Regions from separate parts of the Mus musculus genome. Here region 1 is linked to region 2. The links are chromatin loops, found by intact Hi-C in ENCODE. Cell type or tissue: heart. All regions are shown on one strand.

Evidence for each region. A loop is a pair of places that touch in the nucleus more often than their neighbours do. Peaks named below come from ENCODE experiments on the same cell type or tissue, not always from the same donor. Only the 100,000 strongest peaks of a DNase experiment are listed, where the experiment ranks them.
Region 1: a loop joins it to region 2, with 2.9 times the contacts of the local background. A loop is called at or near these places in 11 of 42 quality-filtered maps.

Annotation. Positions count from the first base shown.
Region 1 is chr10:67,181,723-67,189,722 of GRCm38, forward strand. The region is part of intron 2 of Jmjd1c (jumonji domain containing 1C); the gene reads left to right. Among named protein-coding and RNA genes, the nearest start is that of Jmjd1c, 59 kb to the left of the region's middle. In heart, a CTCF peak has its summit at 3,819; a DNase peak (open chromatin) is centred at 3,979; H3K4me3 peaks cover 3,340 bases; H3K27ac peaks cover 3,457 bases.
Region 2 is chr10:67,093,429-67,101,428 of GRCm38, forward strand. It overlaps Reep3 (receptor accessory protein 3), which reads right to left and starts at 3,560. Exons shown (of 8, transcript NM_178606.5): 1 at 3,362-3,560. The coding sequence starts at 3,393. It also overlaps a transcript of Jmjd1c not described here. In heart, a CTCF peak has its summit at 4,123; DNase peaks (open chromatin) are centred at 2,953, 3,703 and 5,193; H3K4me3 peaks cover 4,475 bases; H3K27ac peaks cover 3,103 bases.

The sequences.
Region 1 (8,000 bases), 88 kb after region 2:
GGTGCTACTACTACTTAAGGGTGAGTTGAGGGTTTCTGCTTGTTTTGTTTTATTGTGTTAAATCTCTCAGTGTGTATTCACTTGTGTGTATACGTGTTTGTAGAAGTCTGGGTTGATGTGATGAGTCTTCCTTGATTGCTTTTCTGCTTTATCCTTCAAATCAGGGTTTCAATAAAACTCAGAGCTTGCCAATATGGCTATAGACTACTTGCTCTGAGAATCCATCTCCAACATCAGAGCTAGACTTACCGGGGAACCACTGTGCCTACCAACTGTTGCGTACGTAGGTTGTAGAAACCTAAGCTCAGGATCCCTTGAGGGAGTGAGGAGAGGGGTCTGTTTCCTCTAGAAGCACATGGAGCACTTAACCTAAAGGCATAAAGCAATATTCTTCTGTGTTTGCACTGTGTGCAGGATCTGTATACATTGAATAATAAAATACTCCCTTGGGTATTTATCATGATAGAGAAATTTTCTGCTATATATTTTCATAGATATATAGAAACATGCTACACTGAAAAATATTCATCAGAATCTAAGGCCATACCTAGTTGAGGTTCTTTGTAGATGTGACTGTTCACTTATTTTTTTCCTATTAATATGTCTTTGGTGGTTTTTAAATTTAATAGTTATTTACTAGTTTATTCATTCATATGATTTGATTGATTGATTGATTGAGAAAGGTTCCTTTTTAAAGTCTTTAATGCTAGGACATTGGACAGAGAAGAGGTTCATTCTCTAGTATTATTGCCTTGATTATATCCCTGACAGAAGTTTTTGATTGTTGTTCTTGGGGTTTTTCTGGTCTTTATTGTTGGAGAAATCACCAGGCTTTCATTTTTTCATATATATATATATTTTACTTTTATAGGCCAAGCTAAAATGTAGCAAAAATGTCCAGTTAACCCTAAATTTCATGTACAGCCGTCTTATATTATCGGAAAGAACAAATTTTCTTTGGAACGCCAGATAGTGTTGCCTTCCTTTTAGCTCCTGTCACTGTTTAAGTTCTCAGTTCTGTTGATTTATTCAGCTTGTAACCTGGAAACCAGCTAAAAAGGAAGGAAACCAGATGTACATTTCTGGGCCCACTGGCGTAGCTTCCTTTTCCTCTAGCCTGGCTCAGCCTCTAGAAAAGGCCTCTTATTCTACAGCAGAGGGCTGGGTGGGGGTTGACTAGCCCTTCACCTGTGTCTGATTGGAGTTTCTCTCCCTTATGAATTTTAAAGAATAAGAACCTAGGAGCCTTGGTTAAGCAAGCAGCTTCCTGTGTCATCACCTCACTGTTTGCTGTGTGTTAGAAACTGGTCAGTATTGATTACAAGAACAAACGTATTAATGCATTTTCAAATACTTTAAATCCCAGTTCAACATTTCTTGTTGCCAGCCTTTTGCATGTATCTCTGAATCTTTGTTGTGCATCAAGAGTAGTCTAGCTAAGTTCTCTAGAGATGCCTTTTGACTTTTCTTCTTCCACCTAGATATAGTCTAAAATATGTTTAAGATGATAGTTGGTTCCTCAGTAATGGTGTTAGTTATTTTGATTTTATCTCGGGGCACAGGAATGGCTGACTGGCAGTTGGGCAGACTCTGTGGTTCTCAGTGCTGCTGCTTCTGTTGGGGTCTGATAGCACTTGCAGCATTTCAAAGTCTGTTGTATATATAATTAAACTTGAGTATGTACTGTATTACTACAAGATTAGCCCTGTGAAATAATAGACTTGAATTATTATGTAGTTTAAATTTTAGAAATGTAGAATAAAATGTACTTAGCTATATGAACATTTTGTCTCTGTGTTGTTCAGGATTTAGAAAGAGATTGCCATATATATATATATATTCATGAATATATATATTCATTCAGTGGTAGTCCTTTGTAACATATGTGGCCTGCTTTCCCTATCCATGTGTTTTCTATGTCATACGAATGAGTTATTAGGATTGTATATTGTGATCTAATCTTTACTTGACAGCATTAATATAATACTTTATGCTAAAGTAACATTTTAGTACCATCCATCACCTGTAAAATAAAGTATTTTATTTTAGTACTACCTATGCTCTGTGAAACAAAACCATATTTACTCCAATACTTAGAATAATCAATGCCTATTGTACCATCTTTATTCTGTGTCCATTTTTGGTTTTAGGGATAAGTTTTCAGTCTTGCCCAGGTTGGCCATAACTTTATGTCAGTCCCAGTCTCACCCTCACAGTTAACATCCAGTAAAATGTTATTTTCTCTCTCTCTCTCTCTCTCTCTCTCTCTCTCTCTCTTTGTTTTTTGTTTGTTTGTTTTGTATTTTGTTTTTTCAAGACAGGATTTCTGTGTGTAGCCCTGGCTGTCCTGGAACTCACTTTGTAGACCAGGCTGGCCTCGAACTCAGAAATCCACCTGCCTCTGCCTCCCTAGTGCTGGCATTAAAGGTGTGGGCCACCACCGCCCCGCCCTTATTTTCTCATTTTTATTGCATGTGTTCATAGTATGTTTCTTCATGGGACTGAAAACATTTTAGGTAAATATTAACACTGAAGCCTTTCTGTCAGAAGCTAACATTTTATTTTATGTAGTAAAGATTTAACATTTGATTATACTCAAAAATGAGTGAATGTGGCCTAGTGTTTAGCAAGGAGCCACAAATCATATTATGTATCTCTGGTCCTTGGGTTCTTGAGAAACCTCTGTTCATAAAGTGAGAAAACAGTGCCTTGGTTCAGAAAGAAATGCATATAATTTTAAGCCTTTTCACACTTTTATTAAAAATTAAAAAGCAACACACAGGGAATGATAATGTTAGCCAATGTAACCAAGGTATCATTGATTATAATCAGTGTGGATTTATCTTACATCTTAGCATGCAGTTCTTTTGTTTTGTTCAGACAACACAAACCTCACTTCCGGTGAACTGCATTTCAGATGCCCCATGGCCCCTCATGCGTAGTCACCCACTCCACTCAATACTGAGCAGCAGAATTCTCTTCTCTTCTCTTCTCTTCTCTTCTCTTCTCTTCTCTTCTCTTCTCTTCTCTTCTCTTCTCTGTAGGGTGCTTCTGAGATGCTTGTTGTTTATGTCAGCTTATTTTACTTGACTACATCTTTTCATGTTTCCTTGTGACAGGGTTGTGCTAGCCCAAGCTGGCCTGGAACTCATAGCATCCCCCACTGTGTTGGTATCTCAGGCCTGCATCACCACATCCAGTGCTCAGTTTTTTCTGTCTTTTTCCTTGGGGGTGGGGGGACCGTGTTTTTTGGAGAGACAGGTTTTTAGGCTAGGCTTTCCTTATACTCCCTAGGTAGCTGACAATGACCTAGAACTCCTGTCCTTGTACTTCCCAAGTAAGGGGATGAACCAGAAGTGAACCATTGACACTCAGCTTCACAAATAGTAAAACTTATTTTTCTCTGGGGTTTTTTTTTTTTTTAAAAAGATCATTTTAGGACAAAATAAGTTTTTCTTTTATTTTTGATTTTTATAATTCCAGCATTTCTCCTTTCCATTCCCTTCCTTCAAACCCTCTTGTATGTTATTCATCTTCTAAACCTTCTTGCTCTATTTCAAATTCAGTCTCTTTTTTCATTGTTATTGCACGAATATATGTGTATGTGTGTATTTCTAAGTATAATCTGTTCAGACTGTACAGTGTTACATAGCAAAATAATTTTTAAAATCCCAAACCACTATTTTAAAAGTAGTATAATGATACTCTTTATTTTTGCTAACTTGATATTTACAAGTTTTTTAGTTTTTTTCTTTCTTTCTTTGTTAATTCTGGAAAGCAAAAACTTTGTATTTGCTTTTTGAAGGCGACGGTAAATTTGAGCTCTTCGTCTCGCCACTAGTCTGTCTTTGTCTGTTGTTAAAATTATGAGCCAGTCTCTATGGCCGCAGCCAAATGAGTAATCACCAGTAATGTGACTCGTGCTGGAAGTGACTCCATCAGCACCTGTGACGGGGGATTAGTTACAGTTTACAGAGCACCGCCTCTTCCCTTCTCTCGAGCGCCCTAAGCCAAGTACTCGTTCTCATTTGGGTGTCTGCGCTGTTGGAAGCAACTGCCGTGTGTTTCCATGCAGACAGTACAGTGGGAAAGCTTCCTCTAGCTAATGGATGGCTGTTCTCTTTATTTGGAGTATCTTGCTGGTTATGTAAGCGACCTCGGGAGAAATTATCCTGACCCAGATCGGAGGATGCGGTAGTGCTTCAGCTGCAGGATTTCTTCGTCGTTAACACCACAGTGCTGATGACAAAGAGCAAGTTGTAATCCGCAGCACTGCCAGGGCTGAGCCGGGCAGACAGAAAATCGTCATTTGCTGCTCACAGGCTTGTTAGGTTACAGCCTCTGCTTCGTTCTGTGGTCTTGGCTTTTCTTCCTATACAATGACGGCGCTGCAAGTGAGCTCAGAAATGCTTGGTTTGAAAGCCATTTGCCTGTGATTGTTTTTGAAGACTAAAGAAGTATTTATGCTCGATTAAAAAAATACTGCTCACGAACAAAATGAAATGCCAGCTATATTTACTGACCTTTAAAGCCTTGGCTTGGATTGCTGAGATTTAAAGATACTTTAAAATTCTCAAGAACTAAGTACGGTTCGTATTTTTCTGCTTCCTTTTTCTTTTGTCTTTATTCCATTTGGTTTTGCTTCTTAGCCTTAGGAATTGAGGTCACTGTCTTTTATAGTTCTAGGCTCAGTGTTCTTAGTTTTAGTATTTTTAAAACTGTTTAGAAAGAGGTTTTCTGTGTTGACGATCATTTATAACACTAAAAATTTAATTTAAAACTGGAGCTGAATTGTTTTGAGTGTTTTGGCAGATGTGTTTCAAATTAGACAGCAGTGTTTTAAGGGGACTTGGAGCATTTGTTTTGTGGGGTTTTTTTTTTTTTTTGGAGGGGGTGCTGATATATTCCCTTCCCCACCCCCAACTTGTTTTCTAACAGTATTATGTTTTCAATAGACCTGCTTGGGTGGGAATTTGGACTTTGTTCTTTCAAAGTAGCTCCAGTCTTTTTTTCTATTTTGTAGGCTAAACCTTGACTTAGAAAATGTGGCCTAGATAGTTTAGTTTTATTATTTTCCTTTGTTGAGATCTAGACTTATAGTTTTGTACTTAATGAGCTTAATCTTTTTTTTTTTTAATCTGAAAAAGGAATTGTTAAATGTTAACAGGAGATTGTTAGAAACTCTGGCTGTAGACATAAGCCCCGTGAATTTCCTGTTAAGTACTAAACGGTGAGCTTTAACGTGTTTTGTCTGAGCAGCTGAGTTGTATTTGAGAACTGTAGATGATTTATTTAAAAATATTTTTCGGGGAGGGCTCATCTGTTGGCCTCTTCCTCATGTGAATGGAATGTGGCGCAGCGTGGAGCCCCAAACAGGATACAGTTGTTGGAGCATTCTTCCTATAGCGTGGTAGGCCCTTCTAGAAATATAGGCTCTCAGCCGGTCTATTTTGGCTTTAGGCTATTTTTAAAGTTTGGTTAACACTAACAGATGACCTTAACAGAACTCTGAATCCCCTAACAAAATGGAAAAAGGTGATTTGTTTCAACTAAATGTTCAGTTTTAAGTTAGTGTCTTTCACTTGGGGTTTCAAAGATTCAAGTCTTTTGTGATTAGGGCCATATTCTACTGGGCTTGCTTCCCCTTAGGCTGAGGAAGTTCCTCATAGAATGTCTTTAGAGTCATGAATTAGTTATGCATGAGTTCTACTGTCTGTACATTCCAGAGCACCTACAGCAGAGAAACTTTATTAAAGCTACAAAATCCATTTGTTTCCATTTTAACATGAATCTGTTTAATTTTTGATGTGTGTTAAGTACAAAAATTACTATGGTTACATAGTTGATTGCCACTTTAAGAAATCATGGTTTCTTTTAACTGCTTTTCAGATTTGTATTTAATATATCTTAATGTTTCTTTAACAGGCACTGTAGAGCACCTCTGGTTGGGGAGGGTGTTATGTGAGGTTTAAATGGAGCTGTACACGGGGTCACTTGTAAATTAGCCTTTCTATTTGTCATACACATTTACTAGCCAGATTTTACCAAGGACTGTCAACTAAATACCTTCAATTTTGAGGAATTGTGTTATCTAGAAATTAATCCTCTTTCTAAGTTAACTGGAGTAATTTAAATTATGTTAAGTTGGTGAATTTTACCCCTGAAGCCGGCCCACCTTGCAAAAAGGGCTCTGGAGAAGATCTTCGCAGGAATGTTTTTGATATTATAAAATGACTGGGGCTTAGGAGATGCAAAACACCTGTATTATTTGCATAAGAAAAAGGTACTTAGGGCTAATGTTGCTAGTGTCCAGTCCTGCTAAATTGAATTTTATCTTTAGCCAGTCTTTTTTTTTGGGGGGGGGGGGGTTATCCTTGATGCTTTGGCCTGAAGTGTTTGGACAAGAAACAGAAAATGTCCAAAGATTGAAAGTCCTTTTGAGAAGGAGCCAGTGTTCTCTCATTTACCAATGCTAAACAAGTAGAAGTATAATATGAAAATTTTTCATTGTAGAAATACGCTAACTTGATAGCTATCATGTTAACATATTTCATATAATCAGATAACATGAACTCTTAAGCGAGTACATTCTCTTATAAAAAATGATAGAATTATATGAAATATTAGGAATCTAGGCCCAAGAAATAGAAAATATTGGTAGCAGGCAATGATAGATGTACAGTTAGTGTGGGAATTTTCTATTTTGAAAGTTAATTTCTCACACAAAGTATTTTGAACATCTAGTACTTAAAAGGTTAGGCTGGGACACAGTAGAAAGTTATTCTAACTAGGTTCAATTATCATAAATGTTAAAAATAAATGGAAGAGACAGATTTTGTTTGTTTTGGGGATGGTTCTAGAGATACATACTGTAATTTTTCAATTTTTTTTCAAATAAGGAAAATGTTATTTGCTCAGGAATATTAATTGAATAGAAATGAGATATGTTTAAAATATACATCCTAATGAATCCACTTAACTCCTGGTAAGAATTTCTTAAGTGTAGAAAATTAGCTCTTTGAGAACCCCTTCAAACTGAAACTTTTTTTGTGTAATAACCAGAGTATTTTGTATTTCTTTAAGACATAATAGCTACAAGACAGGGTGGACAGGAGCACCAACAGCTTTGGAATCTGGGAGATACGTACTGTCTTGGTCAACAGTGTTGTTTTGTGTCCAGATGGTACCCAAGTTGCCTTGTCATGAGGAAATGTTCTTTTGGTACACATATATGCAGTTTAGAAGCCTAGTTGTTTAATTGCATTTTTCAGATTTTGATTCTTTCTTAGGAAAGCCACACTTTTTAAGATGGTAGAATTTTCTTTTCATTTTAAAGCTTTTAGAACAAACAGTAGTAGATACATGAATACATTTAATTTTGACTGACTCTGACTCTGCTAAGAATGAGAGTGTGGTGATAGTCATTTAAGAAAACAAACACTGTGCCCTTGTTTCCTTCCTCTAACTTTCCCACCTCACTGCCTGCTGTGTGATCTCAGACTTGCTTTGTGACAGTGCTAGCTAGAGACAGGACAGGGCTGGTGGGGACTGCTCTTCCTCACTGGTCTCTCCTGCTGCCCTCTGCTCTCATTGAAGTAACTGCATCTGTAGTTGTTCTGGGAGCAAGGCAGGGGTGGGGTAAGGTCAGATGCTTTCTGCTCAGTTAAAATCTCAGTATGAAAATTAGACTAACATCTCTAGTTAGGAGTAAACAGGGGTGAATGTGGTTGACTTCTTTTCATGTTTTCAGGGTTAAGCAGAAACATACACGTGTGCTTGGTAGTCTTTCAGAAATAGTCTATAGCATGATACAGTATAATTTCCAGCTTATTAATTATGGTTGTGTTTAATTATTTTTTAATGAATAAAAAGTATTCTATGGTTTTAATAAAAACGTTAGGTTATACCATTATGACGACCTTATTGAACCATTATATTGCCATGTACCCTTTGTATAACACTTTGAGGATACAACCAGAAAATAACCATTAGAACTTTTC
Region 2 (8,000 bases):
ACTAATAGTGCTACTCCCTGGGTCAAGCTTAATTCAAAGCACCACAGATGCCCACTGCAGAATTGCACCTGTATTAATTATAGCATTCCTTATAAAATATTATGGTATACAACTTTTGTATATATAACTTTGATATCTAAACACAGGCTCAGAGGGGGGGACAAAAGAAAATGAAATATAGTCTAAAATTTAATATGTAGGTATTTGGCTAGTCCGTGCTTCTTTGTTCTGAAAGCAGCTACTGGCACTTATGGAATAATTACTACCCACTAGATGCTGCATGTGGACATTATATATGAGAATGTGCCTTATCTTATGGGGCGAGTCACAGTGGTAGAACTGATATTTAAATTCAGACCAGCTGGTTCGAGTTTTGATTTGTGTACAATGCTATAACACAGAAGCTACGAAAAGTTAGGGAAAGATGTGTTTGTGTGTGGGCTTTCCTCAATCTGTGAGCAGTGCCTTCAGAATATGAGGTACGGGCAGTGTATATGAATTTAGTATTATGAGGTATGCTCACGTTACCATTCCTTAAAATTTGCTCACCTGGAGAACTAGTTCAGAGGTTAATAGCACTTACTTCTGCCAAGGACCCAGGTTTTGGTTCCAGGATTCAAATGGCAGCTCACAACTGCTTGTATCTCCTGTTTCATGGGATCTGACATTACATTCTGACCTCTTAGGGTTTCTGCAGAAGCGTGGTACACATACATATACTCAGGCACACCCAGGTACAGGCAGACACCCCCCCCCCCCCCACGCTCACACACGGAATCCATTAAAAACCACTCATTTATTGGTCTTGTGAGCTTTAAGTAAGTTGATGTTGTGACAATCAATTGAAGATGAGGAGACGCTGCTTGCTTGTCAAGCCTAAGTCCCTATGCTCACCCAATCCCGTGGTGGAAGGAACAAACTGACTCCCACAGGTTGTCCTCTGTCACATTACCCCAAGGCCACCCAAAACGATAAATTAAAAAAAAAAAAGGCAACTTAAGCTCAGGTGGGCTCAGTACAGTCAGAGGGGCTACACAGCTACTAAGTGGAGTCTGAGTCTGAGTCTAATGTATCATTCTTGTCCTCAGAGTTATGCTTCAAGGTCTGCAAAGAATTGCTCCTTAATCTTGGGAGTTCAGGTTTAGATAGGGTCCCTTGTCCTTGATGGTACCTCCAAAGGCTCGGGCTGAGGAAACTGTCTGACCTTGTTTAGGCCCAGCTGGGCATTTCAGTAGGTGAAGAAGGAGATACACAAACAAATTCTATTTCACAGTGCGGAGCAAGTATCTAGGTTTGTGTAGCTATTAGGACAGCTTTTACATTTAGAGATAACCCAAGCGCAGATGGAAACACACACACAGATGTTCCTCGACAAATGTGCTGGACCCGAAGTTCACGAAACACATTTCTTGACTCCTGATTAATACATGTTTTAATGACCTTTAAAAAAAAAAGTCACATTTGCATGCTTCCCCTTCACCCCAGACCTTCAACTCCACAGGCTGACCGAGCAGGAGCGCATCCTTCCTTCAGTACTGGACTCAGTGTTTCTGGGATTATAAAAGTCTTCATAAAACAATGGCCTCTCTTTCTCTTCCTGCTTTTCTGGCTCTCACTCTGTAATCTACCCCAGCTCTGGTTTACACCAGTCCACCTATCAGAAATCTTTTCCTTCTTCCTCTTTGGCGGTCTAGATCGGGTTCATTCCTCAAGGTCTATTATGAACGTAATCTCTTTTGCCTTCTTTGATGACGCTCCAACCACAGATAATTTCTTCCTTGTCTAACACTGGGTATTACACCAGGTATAACCCTCATAAGACCTGACATTCTGACCTGTACAGTAGATATCTGTGGATGTGAAATGTGTGTCCCATTAAGATCTCCTACGTGGTACTGACCTTTGTATTGGAGGTAGCGTAGCACTAAACATACTTCCTTTCACCAATTAAAAAAATAAAAATCTTATTTGATGAATGCAAACTCAAGGTGTTCCATAATTTTCCATCATTGAAAATGGTCTAAGAGATCAAAAGACAAACCCAGTTTTTTTAATGGGGCATTTAATTTGAGGGGCTAGGCCAAAATAGTGGAGGGACTTCTGGTAGGTTAAGAAAGTATGCCTGGATTATGTGGAAACCCGAAGACTGCCTTGGAAGAGGCAAAACATAATTTGAAGGCACCCGTGGCATAACTTTATTTATTTGTGGCTTTAAGATGAATACAAGAAGTTCAGAGGCTTTAAAGGACATTTTATGAAAGAGCAAATTTTGAATGCATTGCAAACTAGGTTACCTAGCTCACTTCCAAACGAAATAAAAGCAAGTTAAAAAAAAATTAGCTCCTTCTCCGTAGTGAAAATAATAATGCCCAAGTAATGTCATTTTCTCCCTTCAAATTATAAGCTAATCAGCGAGGCCTGTTAACCTCATATAAACATTTCATTAAGGTACTCAGATGACACTACTGCTACATGAATAATGAATTCCCGCCCCCAGGCTTTACCTAATTTATGGCCCTTTATTTGGTGACTTTGCTTTAGAGCGCACAGGGTAAGGTGAAAGATGGGAAGAGAACCGGTTTAACTTGTATTCAAATACCTTTGCAGATTAAACAACACATCTCAACTTTTCCCCCCTCCTCTCCCCATCCGCAGCTCTCGTTTGTATCACAATCAGTGAACTGAGGAGATGACCCGAACAAAGGGGACTGGCACCTGCGCCTTCTCCATTGCAAACATTTCTTCCCACCCACGGCCCTCCACGGTCAGCGTTTGCCCGACCTTTCTAGCGCAGGCTCTTTCCCAGGTCACCTCGGGACCCCTGAGCAAGACTCTGCAGCCCGGGCTCTGACACCGATCTCTCCTCCTCCTACACGTGACCAAGCGGCGTGCGCCGCGGACAGACACCGCAACGCGGTAGACCTGGTGACAAAGGCTCGGGCGCATCCGGAGTCCCGCCGGCCTCCCGCGCTCAGCGTCGGCGGAGCCTGCGCAGGGCGGTGCCGCGCAGCGCGGGCCGCGGGAGCGGGAGCCGCAGCCGGGAGCGCGCCGCGGAGCCGAGCAGAGCCCGCCGCGCGCAGCGCCGGGCAGCGGAGGAGCCGAGGAGCGGAGCAGCGCCTGCCGCGTAGCCGAGGAGCGGAGGGGAGGCCGAGGAGAAGCCGAGCAGAGCCCGCCGCGCGCCGGGGAGCGGCTCCACGGAGCAGAGCCCACCGCCTGCCAGTCCGTTCGCCCGCGCCCTGCTGCTCCCAACGCCGCCGCCGCCCCGGAGCCCCGCAGCGACTGGGACACGGGTGAGCAGGCCGCGGCCCGTGAGCTTGGCTCCGGCAACCGGGCCCCAAGCGTCTTCCCCGCCCGTACTTACACCACGGCTCGGGAGATCATCCAGGACACCATCTTTTCGGCCGATGGGCCGCTGACCGCAGGCCGCGCGCTCCCCGCTCGCGCTCCCCGGGGCCGCGCTGGCGCCCTCGGGAGCCGGCCCGGTGTGTGCGCGCGGTGCCCGGAGCCGCCCGGAGCCCGGTCCCCCGCCCGTCCGCCCCCGCCCGCGGCCCCGCCGGCCCTGCCGGCCCCGCCCCTGCGCTCCGCTGATAGGCGGCGGCTCCGGGACCCCGCGGGCGCTGCGCTCCACCGAGCTGCGCGGTCACCTCGCTTCCCCGGGCCGGGGGACTCCGGGCGGGCGGTGAGAGCGCGTGGGAGCCGAGGCCGGGGGCGGGGGAAGCCGGGATTGTGAAGTGTCTGGCTAGGTGCGGCTCCGGTGCTCACCGAGGCTCGGCAGCCAGGGCCTACCACAGGCCTGGGTTGGCACGGCGAGGCTCGTGGTGCAATGCAGGGGCCAAGGGAGAGCGTCGGGGGTCACGTTTGGAGTGATGGGTTTGCAGGGATGGCGAGGCTGTTCTGGGCCCCTTGGGGCACCTTTTCCATCAGCGTCAGCCAACTCCTGTCTGTCTTGCCTGCCCCACAGCCTAAAACGTGGACCCAGGATTTCCGACCCGTGGTGCTGTTTACAAGTGTCCTTATTTTTTTTTTCCGTCACGCGCGCGCGCGTGTGTGTTACCTCTTAACACTGTCCAAAATTTTAAGCTGACCTTTTAAGTTACTGTAGGTGTTTTTTTTTCTTGGTCCCCTGGTGGAAGCAATAGTAAAAGTTCTCTAAGCTAGAAAGAATAATGTCTGTAATGTGGTGTTTGGAGCCTTTAATTAAAGTCCTAGAAAATATGATGGCTCATTTTGGGACGTACTGTAATTTAATCTTTTTGTTCCCCAGTTTCCCCATAATAAAAAGAGGCTAATAATACTCTTGCTTACCTCCTGCTTTTCAAGGATGATGTAAGGTATTGCTAATTAATGTGTTTAGGAAGGAGTCGGATTTGCCTGGGATGGTATCAAGGGACAGGGATAGGTTACCATGAGTGCCTTGTAGTTCATGAGGCCTATAAATTAAGAAGAATTTTGGCCATGAAAGAAAGCAGCAGGGGAGGGATGGTGGTGAGCTCTTGTGATCCCAGCACTGTGGAGGAGGTGGAGGCCTGCGGGGTTTCCTTCCACAGAACCAGGAAGAGAAGTCCTCCGCTGCTTTCTGCTCTTCCGTTCCTTTTTTTTTTTTTTTTTTTGCTTATTTACATTAAGAATGTGTGTTTTTATTTCAGGGGCTGCGGTGATTGCGTTTGTCCTGGTTTATTTAGTTTGACCATTGTTCAGCGTTACTGGGGAGATGTGCTTGCCCTCTAAGCAGCAGTTTTTCTGGCACATACCTTCCTTGTCCTTTCATGTCCTTCCATGGGCAGAGCGGTCTTGTAATGTCTTTATTTACAGCCTTTCGTTCCTCATCCTTAACATATCTTTCCCCTCCTCTCTTTCCTGAGCTAAGGTGTGTTTTCGTGCCCTTGACTGAATTGCATCTTTTTCTTGGATGCTTTATTTCCCATTCTCTACCTTTCTGACCTCTTAAATCCCCCCCCCCCAATTCCCTGCCCCCCACCCTCCCTCATAATTTATCCCTTAAGTTTCTGGACTCCTTTCACCCCTCCGCATTTAGTCTCTTCTGCCTGTTTTGCAGAGGTGATGGCTCTTGTTATTGTTTGCAGGACACAGCCCCCTTGTTCCTATTTCAAAAAGCCACGGGTTGTAAACCACCTACCTACCCTGGGTTGCTACAGTGTTGTTGAGTCATCCTGCCGCCCCAGACAGCCCTGGAGTGTTGATTCTCCTTGGTACCATGGAAACGGAGGTTTAGAGAACTTAACTCTGTAGCCAGTGATCCCCATGGTTCATAGGTAATGGAGCTGAACTCCAGTACTTTTGAGTCATACCTGAGTTGGGTGTGAGTTGGTTAGTCCAGGGGGAAAATTAAAAATTAGCAAGCTGCTTTTCTTCGTTGTTGTGACTGGCATTAACCACTAGCAAGCAGGTGGGGATGGGTCTGGGGATGCTGCACTCTGTGCTGTGTGGGGGACATCCTGAACAAAGACTGTTCCTGTGTCCTTCCTGGTTTAGGAAGATCATGCTTGTCATTCCTGTGATATTTGTCATCGTCAGAGCCTGAAATTTCCACTTTATAAAGTCACAGTTTTAACCGTGACTGAAGTTTCTTGTCTCTGTCTCTGCACACTCCTGTTGTGTAAACGAGAAGGGAAGGTTGTGTTCACCACTTGATTAGACGTTTTTGATAGTTGTGTCACATGGAGTCCTCAGCAGGTTTGCAAGGCAGTCACGTCCAGTTCCTAATCATTTTGTCCCAGCATCCATATGCTGACGGGCCTTTGTGTAACTTATTTTTATTTCCCCTTTCCACTTTACTGGTTTATCTAGATAGATGGATTTGTTTGGAGTTGCCTGTACAAGGGGGTTGCTCGGTGCGTCTCATTATGGCAGCGTGTTAACCGGAGGGCCACTCGGAAACTGATACGGCTGAGAACTATTGACCTACATAAGAGTCGGTCAATCCTAGGAGGAGCCTCTTGTGGAAAGCGCCCAGCTTTTAGAGGTGGCTGCTTGCTGTTTGTTACTGGACCTCAGATACTTGAGATCTGCTAATTGATGGCTATTAGATATATGCTTCAGTGTGTAAGATGATGCTATAGCCTTATGTGAGAAAAGGGAATACGGTATCTTCTGCTCAGCAGTGTGTGTGTGTGTGTGTGTGTGTGTGTGTGTGTGTGTGCACGCACGCGCACACAGTTGCCTGTGCTCCTTGCACCAAATGAAGGCCAGAGGGTGTCAGGCATATCCTATCCTCTGCTGCTCTGCCTTATTCCTTGGAGGTAGGGTTACTCTGACCTTGGAGAATTCATGTTTTCAGCTAGGCTGGTACCCTGCAAACCCAACTAACTCTCCCGACTCTGCCCCTCACCCCACACACTGGGGTTATTATAAGAACAGGGGCTGGAGAGATGGCTCAGCAGTTAAGAGCACTGACTGTTCTTCCAAAGGTCCTGAATTCAAATCCCAGCCACCACATGGTGGTTCATAACCATCTGTAATGAGATCTGACACCCTCTTCTGGACTGTCTGAAGACAGCTACAGTGTACTTACATATAATAAATAAATCTTTAAAAAAAAAAAAGAACATGGATAACCAAGTCCAGCTTATGGGGCTGGGCAGTGATGTGGGTGGGGTGGGGTTGCTGGGGTTGGAACTCTGGCCTTCATGGTTGAGCAGCAATCACCTTTAACCACTGAGCCTACTCGAGTAGCTTTTATAATGTGGCCTTACTTGGCATGCTTCCTCTCATTCCACATAGAAGCTAGGGAAATATTTAAAGCTTTGTTTGTTTATACATTTCATCAGTGTTTGTATGCTGTGTGTGCAGTGCATCCTTCATGGTGCTGTGCCAGGACCACTGTGGATATTGAGCTCAGCCTTGGTGGGAAGCAGTGTAGGTAGGCTGGAGGACGTTTTCTCTGGAGACCTCTTGCTCTTCCTCGTAATGAGATGAATGGTGAGTCACTGCTAGTTTTGTTTTGAATGACTATGTTAATGGGTGGTGATCAAATGTAAAGGGCTTTAGGACTCATTTAAAAGTCTCACTCTCGCTACCACTTCCTCCTCTAGTTGTCCTAGGAGATAGTGGAATGTACAGCTTTTTGCATGTTAAAGGAGCTCGCTTATTAGCAAATCAATAGAGAGTAGGAAAGTACCTGAGGCAGCGAAAGAGAGCCGCCCCAGGTGTAGAGCAGAATTACAGGGTAAGGAGATAGTATCACAAGTCTTGTAATTATTAATGAGTATGCTAATGAGACTGAATACTGGGTCACCTTCCCATTTCTAATAGGGAAGTATTTTTAAATAATTGAAAAGACTTTCATCTGTAAGAAGGCTAAAATTACCAAATTACCTTAATAGTGACTTAGAGAGTAGTGGTAGAGAGAGAGAGAGAGAGAGAGAGAGAGAGAGAGAGAGAGGGAGGCAGGCTTGGGAGAAGAGACTCTCTCTGCCCAGATGAACCCCCGCTCGCTTGCCTCTTTCAGCCATTCTCCTTTGGGTGTTCCGGTTACCGCAGAGGTAGAGTTTGGCATCCTGCGTGGGGTTGAGTCATAAAGAGATGATGTGCTGAAAAGTAGGGTAAGATTGCATTAGAATAGGCAGATTAGATAGGGAAGCACGCAGTCAGTGCTGGGATTGATCAGAGGCGCCTCTCAGCCTTGGGGAAAGCCAAATGTCTCTGATAGCTAGCTCTCATCTCTGATGGCTAGCTCTCATCTCTGATGGCTAGCTCTCATCTCTGATGGCTAGCTCTCTAGCTCTTGGCAACTCGCCTGAGAATCGCCATTGTCTCAGATCTTCTTCACATTTAGGAAGTAGCCTCACCTGAAACCTGGATTGAGACCAAAGAGCTTGCCCACTCTCTTCCTGGTTAAAAAAAAAAAATGATACTCTGTCAAGCAGCACGGAGACTCTTTGAGGCGCACTTGAAACGCAGTAAATTGAACCACACTTCCATATTTTGAACTACAGATTGGTGAATTCAGAAAACTGGAGTTTGTGAGCGGATTCTCAGAA